2 separate regions of the Mus musculus genome follow, and region 2 is linked to region 1. The links are chromatin loops, found by intact Hi-C in ENCODE. Cell type or tissue: heart. All regions are shown on one strand. Links, peaks and the distances in the headings refer to the core of each region. The heading gives the core; the rest is flanking DNA. Region 1 overlaps Gm32849 (a long non-coding RNA gene). Region 2 overlaps 9130015G15Rik (RIKEN cDNA 9130015G15 gene).

Region 1 (4,398 bases), core at 154-4,153:
ACTTTGTGGAGTGAATGCCCAGTAATGCTGTCTGGTGTCTCCTCAGTACCAAGCCAAGTCTGGCCCATTGGAGGAGAACAGCCCATAAGCACTTCTGCCCATAAGCATTCATGGCAGACATTCTGTGTAAGGCGGTTCCTGCATAAGGTGGGGGACGGTTAGCTCCTCGTCCCTTGGATAAGATCCAGGTATTGTGTAGGTGCTTACCAAATCTCCAATGAAGATGCCCTGGTTTCTTCCAATTTGTTTTTCTGTATTAGATTAGCTGCCTCAATAACCCCATTCTACACATGCACATGCGCACACGCACACACACACAAAGCATACACGCATGCATGCAAGCATGCTCACACACAGCACCTACATTCACAAATACATATTTGTGTACACGCTCACAAGCACCCACACTCTCACTCACCCATTCTCACTGTCTGCACCTTTACTCATTGCTTTGCGTGTACTTCCACCAAAGAGTCACTTAGCAGAGGGACATTGTTTTCCCCAGCGTCTTAGGTGTCTTAAGAGACATGACTCACACGAGAGACTTTGCACATTCCTACTCATCTCACGGCTGCTGCCCACAGCCATGAGAAAATGCCATTCTAGTGTGGCAGACAAAGAGATGAGAGGCCAGCCGAGGAGAATCAGCCACCTGTCTGTCTTCTTCCCACTGGTCGTGAGTGAGCAGAGCCCCTGTGAGCTCCACCCAGCCAAGCCTATCCTAATTGCATAGTTACAGGTGCACGAGCCAAAGAATTGCTTGCCGCTGTCAGCTGCAAGCTTCAGGGCAGTTTGTCCTGTGGGATTATTACGACAACAAACCACTGACATCACCAGCTGCAATTACCATCTGGGATGAAGCTTGAAAAGTGGCCTGAGACGTGACAAAGCGCTTTTCTTCATCGAGGCTGTTCTTCTCCCTTTGGATCGCATAGAGTACATGTGAAGTGTGTGTGTGTGTGTGTGTGTGTGTGTGTGTGTGTGTGTGTGTGTGTATGTGCGTGTTGGGATCAAGCAGGCACCAACTGCTTCAATGATAGCTAAAAATCATGACCTGGGACTGGAGAGAGAGAGCTCAATCAATAAGGCGGTTGCTACATGAGCATGATTCCCAGCACCCATGTCAAAAGCCCGGAGCAAGTGGCATGTACCTGTCTTCCAAATGCGGAGGAGGCAAAGACAGGGGGAGTTCTGGGGCTCTGTGACAAGCTGGTTTTGCTGAATCAGCAACCTCTGAGTTCAGGAAGAAACTCCTGTCTCAAAAAATAAGGTGAAGTGGGATAGAGGACAAGTAATGTGGATTTCTGGCCTCCATGTTTACATGCGCACGCGCACACACACACACACACACACACACACACACACACACACACACAGGTGGACAGACACACAGACAGACAGACACACAGACAGACACACAGACAGACAGACAAACAGACATGCAGACTTGTGACTGTGACCTGAAAAGTCCCAGTCGCCCTTGGTGTCCTCCTGTGCAGTTTGCCACCTGTGACAGTTCTACCCACATTGCATGCTGGGATTTACTGAAAGCTGCTGCCAGTTGGTCTGACCCCCTCTGGTTGTCCTGGTGAGGTGGTTCACAGATGGTAAGGGCAGACAAGACATACTCATTTTCTGTCCTGCTACTAGAAATTGTCACAGACTTGGAGCTTCAAATGACCTAAGAGGCACTGTGGGGACGCATGGATCAGATGGGGATTCCGGGCTGAAATCGGGATGTAAGGACTGAGGCTTCTCTCTCTGGAGTCCATGGGACATCTTCAGCTTCTATGGGTTGCCCACCTGCTTCAAGCCATGACCCTGCTGCGGTCTTAATAATTGTGCCCCCTTCCCTTAATTCATATATGGATGCCTAATACCCAGTGTGGTGGATTTAACAGGTTATGAGTATGCCATGAGTGACCCCCATCATGAATGAGGTCAGTAACCTTATAAAGAATCTGCAGAAAACTCCTCTGTCCCTTCCACTAATGTAAATGAGTCATGCAGGCACCATCTCTGAAGGGGTTACAAGTCCTCTGGACTCCCCAACCTCCAGAATAGTAAGCAATGAATTCTGTTGTCTACAGATTCCCCGGTCTAAGGCATCTTGTCACGAAGACAAAAAAAAAAAAAAAAAAAAAAAGCTTCCTTCTTTCATCTTCAAAGCTAGCAAAGTGGCATCTCTCTGAATATTCTCCCAGCTCTCTGCCAACTGCAATCTGCAAACATTCTGAGTGTGTGTATATATATGTGCATTTGCACATATATGTGTATAAGTGTGCGTGTATATGTGTGTACATGTGTGGTATAAGTGTTCATGCACATAGGTGTGTGCATATATATATGCACATGTGTATGAGGGCGCATGTGTGCATGTGTATATGTATGTATGTGTGTGGGCACGTGTGTATATATTCTTGTTCATTGCTCATGTATATGCTTTATCACATACATGGAAGTCAAAGATCAACCTTGTATGTGGTTCTTCTTACTTGGGGCTTTTTGTGACTGGCCTATAATTTACCAAGTAGACTAGATTAGCCCCAAAGATCCATTTGTGTTGGTCTTCCCCCCCTTCCACAATCTGCTGGGATTACAAGCATACATCGCCACGCCCAGCATTTTTATATGTGGGTTCTGGGGATCAGACTCAAGTCCTCAGGCTTGCATAGCAAAGCACTTTACTGACTAAGCCATCTCCCTAGCCCTGCAGTCCGCAAAGTTTCTTTACTTCTAAGGTGCCATATGATTAGATCTGGCTCATTGGGATAATCCAGTGTACCAGAAGTATCTCAAGGTCACTCATCTTAATTACATTTAAAAAGTCTCTTTTGCATGTTCACAGTTCCATTGACTATGGTGAGACATCTTCATGAGAACACTGTTTTGCCACAAAGGGTCATGCACCTGTCCAATAACTCCTCTAGTGGGGATGCAGGAGGCCACTCCCCTTTCTTCTTAGGTTCCCCCTGCCTCCATCCACCCCACCGAAGTGGCTAGAGCACAACTCCACTGTGTGTAAAACCTCAGTGTTTAGCTCAGCAGAAAGAAGTTCTACAGTCTCCCCCAAAACAGATCTTGTAGCAGAGATGAATTTGAATATGTTGAAACTAAGCTGTTTTGAACTCCTATGAAATCAAGTTCTTGTTAGCTGCAGACAAGTTCCTGATTAAAATGGTCCAGAGGGTGTGTCCCTAGCACACACTGCTTACTCATCTCTCTTGGTGGAAGCGCAGATCCTGGAGGAGAAATGGATTTATTTTATGGTGGATTCGCAGCCACAGAAATTGCTTCATGCAAATGAAGCTAGGCACTGTGACTTCATGAATAAGAAATGAGCTGACGCCTCTTTCCCCCCACAGGCGGTGTCGCACACTGGGAAATTAATTGTGGCATGCTTTGGGTGGCCCTGGCTGGCTCTGTGTGGAGATGCAGCAGACAAAAAAAAAAAAATGCTTTCCTTCACCAGATTGCATAGGAGGCATTTATGTCCTTTTTAGCTTCACTTTGTGTTGTAAGTGACCCATGGGTGGCTCTCCCTTCTCCCAGGAGCTTCTGGGGACTTTTCAGACTGAAGAGTTCATGGCAGAACCCACATGAAACACTGAACCTCACATTGAGAGCATGGCCTTAGGACCCATAATGCCTAGGTTCAAATCCCTGTCTTTCTCCTATCTATGTGACTTTAGACATATTCTTACTCAATCCCTGCCTCGGTTTCCCTACTTATTAATTAGATGCCAGTATAGCATCTACTTTGTCAGGTATTGTGAGCATTGAATATGGCCTCGAACTACTTAGAATAGAGCCCAAGAGCTCTGCTGACCCCTGGAAGAGTCAGATCATGTCACTGTGTAGTTAAAATTAAAATAGGGCTGGGAAGCTCAAGTGATAGAGCACGTTTCTAGCATGGACCAAGGTCTGGGTTCCATCCTCAACACCACACAACATGGGTTTAGTGATATGTCTGCAATGCTGGTCCTCATGAGACGGAGGCAGGAGAATCAGGAATCCAAAGTCATCCTCAGTTACATAGTGAATCTAAGGCAGCCTGGGCTATGTGAAACCCTACTCCATGTCTGCAATAATTAAGACTAATAGTTAGCTCTCTTTGCTGATGATTACAAGTTCTCAAAGTGTTAAAAGGAAGAAAAAGACTAAAACTAAGTCTTGGGTCCCAGACCCACTGCCCAGCTGTCTGGACAAGTCATGTCCTTTGTTTTAATGATTTCCTTGTCAATTGCAAATGGTGACAGTTGCAAGGTTATTACATAAGAAGGAGGCACCCTCAAACTATTGTAGCTTAAAATTGTCACCATTTGGGAGTAGAGAGATAATAGCTTAGTAATGTGTACTGTTCTTACAGAGGACCTGGGTTCCATATCAGTACCCACA
Region 2 (4,398 bases), core at 140-4,139, 47 kb after region 1:
GCTTCTTGAAGTTTATTTGGGTTTTGGTTTGGGGGTTTTTCTTCTTCATATTCCAGCTAATTCTCCTCTGTTGGATGTGTAGCTTGCAAAGGTTCTGTGAGCTGTTTCTTTAGATGATTATGTTAGCCATTTCCTGGGCCTCTGCCTTCTAGCTTCAGTTATTGGCATTATGTCCCAAGCAACTGGAGTCCTGTTTGGAAAACCCTAGCCAGTTCATGTATCTTGAGGTATTTTCCCTACTGTGCCCTTCTCTGGAATTTGAAGGAAGAAAGATACATGACTGTTTGGGGTTAAATTTCCCTGAGAAATGACTTCTGTTGTAGAAAATAGCACAGGAAATTGGTACCACCTATAAGGGATAGCCAGTGACACAGAGAGGCAGGGCTGTGTATATTTGTAATTGGTCCCTGGGCAGCTCAGAGCTGGATAAAGATGTTCAGTGTCCTCTGCTCAACAGGGAGAACAGGCTGGAATACCCCACATCAATCAGCCAGGCCATTACATGAGCTGGGAAACTCCCTTCAGGCAGGCTAGAGGAGAGACTAGCCTGGGAGAACACCAGTGCTGGGGAGGATGCCCTTGTCCTTTAAGGGGTCTGGGTAGCATACCACACAGCATGTGCTGTTGTGACTTTGTAGGCTTATGGATGGACCCATAGTCATGTCTACAGCCTGTAGGAGTTTTACACATAAGTCCTCTTGAAGGCAATGATCTAACTTCATTGGGTACTGTAGAGCTCAAGATGGCTTTCAGACTGATATTTCTACATTCCAGAGTTGAGGTCCAGCAATACTTGGTAGAAGTGTTGTTTCTTCTTTCTAACACGTTCGTAGGATGTGGTGTGGTATTTCAAAAGAGATGCCACCATCAAGGAATACATTCCTCTGCTGTTCCCTTCTTTTCCTGGATGGTCTTCCTCTGGCTTGCCCTTCCTGCTCAGACCTAAGAAGCAGAGACAAAATGAGTTTATCCCAAACGTAGCACCGTGACACCCTGCTCTCCCACTGCCTTCCTCCTCTGCATCTTTCCTCTTTCCCTCTTTCAAATAGTCCTCTCTCATCTGCTCTCCCAAGTTTCCATGTGTCTAGCTTCCGGTGGGACAAAAGAGGCATGGGACGGAGTCTAGGCAGTGTATATCCTGGGAACATTGCTACGGAGCTGTAGAAAACCATCTGAAACAAGGGAGACCCCTCGGTGAAGATGCTAATGCCAACATCACATCTAAAACCAAGAGATTCTGACCAGTCTCAGTGGGAAACCAGAGGAGGTGTGGAGGATTGTGGTACGTGGACCAAATGGATGGTGTGCAGCGATTAACAGTGAGGTGTGAAAGAAAAAGCATGCAGACATACTTATGGTGGACAGACAATGCATTCTACAAAATTATATCATACAACATATTTGCAACAACATGGAGAATAAGAAGTGAACTGAGCAGTTAGCAGCAAAATTGACCGCGTATGAGCTCTAAAATTGACCTCTAGATTACTAGAGCTGCAACAGTGGTCCTTAGGAAGATCTACAGTGTATGGGCTCTTCTGGAGCCATAACAGTGGTCCTTAACAATGTCCTGTGTCACCAACCTCTGTTAGTTTTTTTATTGTGTTTGAGGTGGTTTCATTTTTTAAAAAGATTTATTTTATTTATGTGTGCATGCATACATGTGTAAATACATGTATGTGTATGTATCTGTACATGCATGTATGTGTGCATTTGTGTGTGTGTGTGTGTGTGTGTGTGTGTGTGTGTGTGTATTTGTGTGCTCATAAAAGTTCCCACAGAGGCCAGAAGACGGTATCAGATCCCCAGTGGTGTAAGCCACTGCACATGAGTGATGGGAACCAAACTCAGATTCTTCTACAAGAGCAGGAAATACTGTTAACCACTAAGCCATCACTCCAGCCCCCTCCGTTAGATATGCAGTGACTTAGCTAGCCCAGGCTGCTCTCAGACTTGCAATGTGGATAAGGGTCAACTTGATCTACTGACCTTCACACCTCCACCTCCTTCAGGAATCATGGGCAAGGGACCCAAGTCTCCCTTCATGTAACTCATTTTTAAGGCATGAAATAAATAACAGGAGGATTTTTTTCCCAAAGAAAACAATGATAATGAAAAGCAAGTACCAAGATAATAAAAACCAATGGGTGGATGTGTGCTGCTTCTTCATGCCTCGAGTAAAACAGAGGAAGCTGGGTATCTCGTCTACATGCTTGATGCTGTTAGTCTCCTTGATGTATTCTCAGCATGACTGCCTCCTGCTGGACAAGATGTGGCCTATGCACACCCCAGGAGATTGACAGTGTTCTGGACTTGGGGTGAGAGCTGGGCTTTCTGGTTGCCACGGATCTGCTGACGGCTTTGGTGGGGACATTTTGCTTCTGCAGGTACTCTGACAGCTCTGGGAATCAGGAGGTGGGAGGTTTTCCTCCAGCACTAGTCAGACCATCGAGATCAGAGCCAAGACTGCAGCTCCCGTTGGAGCTGAAAGAGTTCCTGAAGGGAAGATGACAGGTTTGCAGATGAGGTGTCTACCAGCCCCAAATGAGCTAATGCCAGAGAGTGATGGCACTCCCTGTCCACATGGGGGCAGCACTGAATCAGTGTGACTGAGGACCTGGGCCTGAAGGACCTTGGGAGGGACTCTGAGAGTGGCTAGTTCTTGGCAAAGGGGCCTTATAACAAGCTTGTAGGTATGCACTCTGGAGTTAGCCTACTGTTTAAAGCCACACTTCAGGGACTGGAGAGATAGCTCAGCTGTTAAGGACAATGCCTGCTTTTCCAGAGGTCCCGAGTGCAATTCCCAGCAACCACATGATCAGAACCATCTGTAATGGCATCTGATGCCTTCTTCTGGCATGCAGGTGTACATGCAGATAGAGCACTCGTGTACATTAAATAAATAGATAGATAGATAGATAGATAGATAGATAGATAGATAGATAGATAGACCACACTTTATTTACTATGTAACCTAAGCCTTCCAGGCCTAGGATTGATACAAAGAGCAAATTAACTAACACATAGCATATTCCATGTCATTTCCTGCACACACACACATTTGTCCCTTCAGCTCATGATTTGGACAGGGACCAGGCCTGTGGTGATTTGGTCTTTAGTGGATTTCAAGCTGGGGAATCACATGAGGTGGGTGACCCAGGCAGCCAACGTGTCCTCAGCTCAGGGCCACGGTGTTGGTCTCCCAATAGTATAGCAGGGTGCTTTCCCTGCAGTGAATGCTGAGAATGAAGAGAGAAGTCAGGGTTTAACCCCTGCATTGCTGGCATGTCTTTCACTCTACCACACTCTCTGAGCCAGAACAAGCGTCACAGTCAGATCAGTCTCAAGCTGAGGAAAGGTGGGTCTCACTGTAGCAGCAATGGCAGGCTCTGTAAACAGGCTCCTGCAGCAAATCAGCCCTGAGCCAGGCACCCAGGGGCCCATCACTGTATCCAGCCCCATAGCGGAAAAGACCAAGAACCCTCTGCTCCAGGGACATCACCAAGGTCACACAAATAGAAAGGAAGGGGGCGGTTATATAAGCCCAAATCTCTCAAAAGTTAAAAGCTCATCACACCATGTTATCAGCTGTGAGCTCTCTGCCAGGGCACTCACCCCCTCTGCTCGTCACAGTCCTGTGATAGCAGCAGGTGTCATGAAGACAATATGAAGATGAATTTCAGACACCAGTGGGGCAACACCCACAGTGGGTGTTAGGGAAAGCTGTCTGCACTGTCACCCTGGGACCAGCAAGGACCGGATGGACTGAATTAGCTGATCTGGCTAGGCGGGTGTACCTCCCCTCACTCCCCCCCCCACACACACACACTTGTTGTTGCATGTGCATCCATCCTGAAGCTGTGTTCTTGGGAAGAAGATGGCTTTCCTGACTAGGACAGGATGGTCTTTCACTTAATGGTATGTACGTAACTGCACTCCCCACTACAGCCTCCAGCATCTCTGGAGAAGGAAGTCTTAAGTCACAGGAGATAGAAGCCCGGGTTATATGAGGTTATGATATGAGCCTTGTTCATGCCCAATCTGTCTCTTGCTGCAAGATTCTGCATTTGTGTTTACCTCTTTTAGCTCTCTAGAGCGAGCTAGGGTAACTGAGGGAGTGGGATGCCCCATCCACCTGCCCCACCCACTGGCAAACCTTCCAAGTGGCAGCCATTAACATGAGTGTGTGACAGACCTTTCACTCCTGAGCATTAAGGAACCTCCCTGGGAGCTTCCGGCCCTCTCTCTTTTTCCCAGGCCACCTTCCTGGTGAATCCCCAGTAAGCCTCTTGGTGCCTGGAATCCACCCCTGGAATCTCTATTCCCCAACTGGCTCTCCCTCAGCTCCTCACTCCTGTTCTGTCCCAGCACTAACAGAATCTGCATGTTTATTAAATT

What was found. A loop is a pair of places that touch in the nucleus more often than their neighbours do. Peaks named below come from ENCODE experiments on the same cell type or tissue, not always from the same donor. Only the 100,000 strongest peaks of a DNase experiment are listed, where the experiment ranks them.
Region 2: it touches region 1 in a loop (6-fold over the local background); 4 of 42 quality-filtered maps call a loop at or near these places.

The regions. Positions count from the first base shown.
Region 1 is chr7:49,075,815-49,080,212 of GRCm38, forward strand. Gm32849 (a long non-coding RNA gene) reads left to right here. Exons shown (of 2, transcript XR_391458.3): 1 at 1-4,398. It also overlaps a transcript of Nav2 not described here. Among named protein-coding and RNA genes, the nearest start is that of Gm32849, 37 kb to the left of the region's middle. In heart, for the core only: no CTCF peak of the experiment used is centred there; no DNase peak of the experiment used is centred there.
Region 2 is chr7:49,123,122-49,127,519 of GRCm38, forward strand. It overlaps 9130015G15Rik (RIKEN cDNA 9130015G15 gene), which reads right to left. Exons shown (of 4, transcript NR_154465.1): 4 at 1-942. It also overlaps a transcript of Nav2 not described here. Among named protein-coding and RNA genes, the nearest start is that of 9130015G15Rik, 37 kb to the right of the region's middle. In heart, for the core only: a CTCF peak has its summit at 2,583 (motif pointing right); no DNase peak of the experiment used is centred there; H3K27ac peaks cover 515 bases; H3K27me3 peaks cover 533 bases.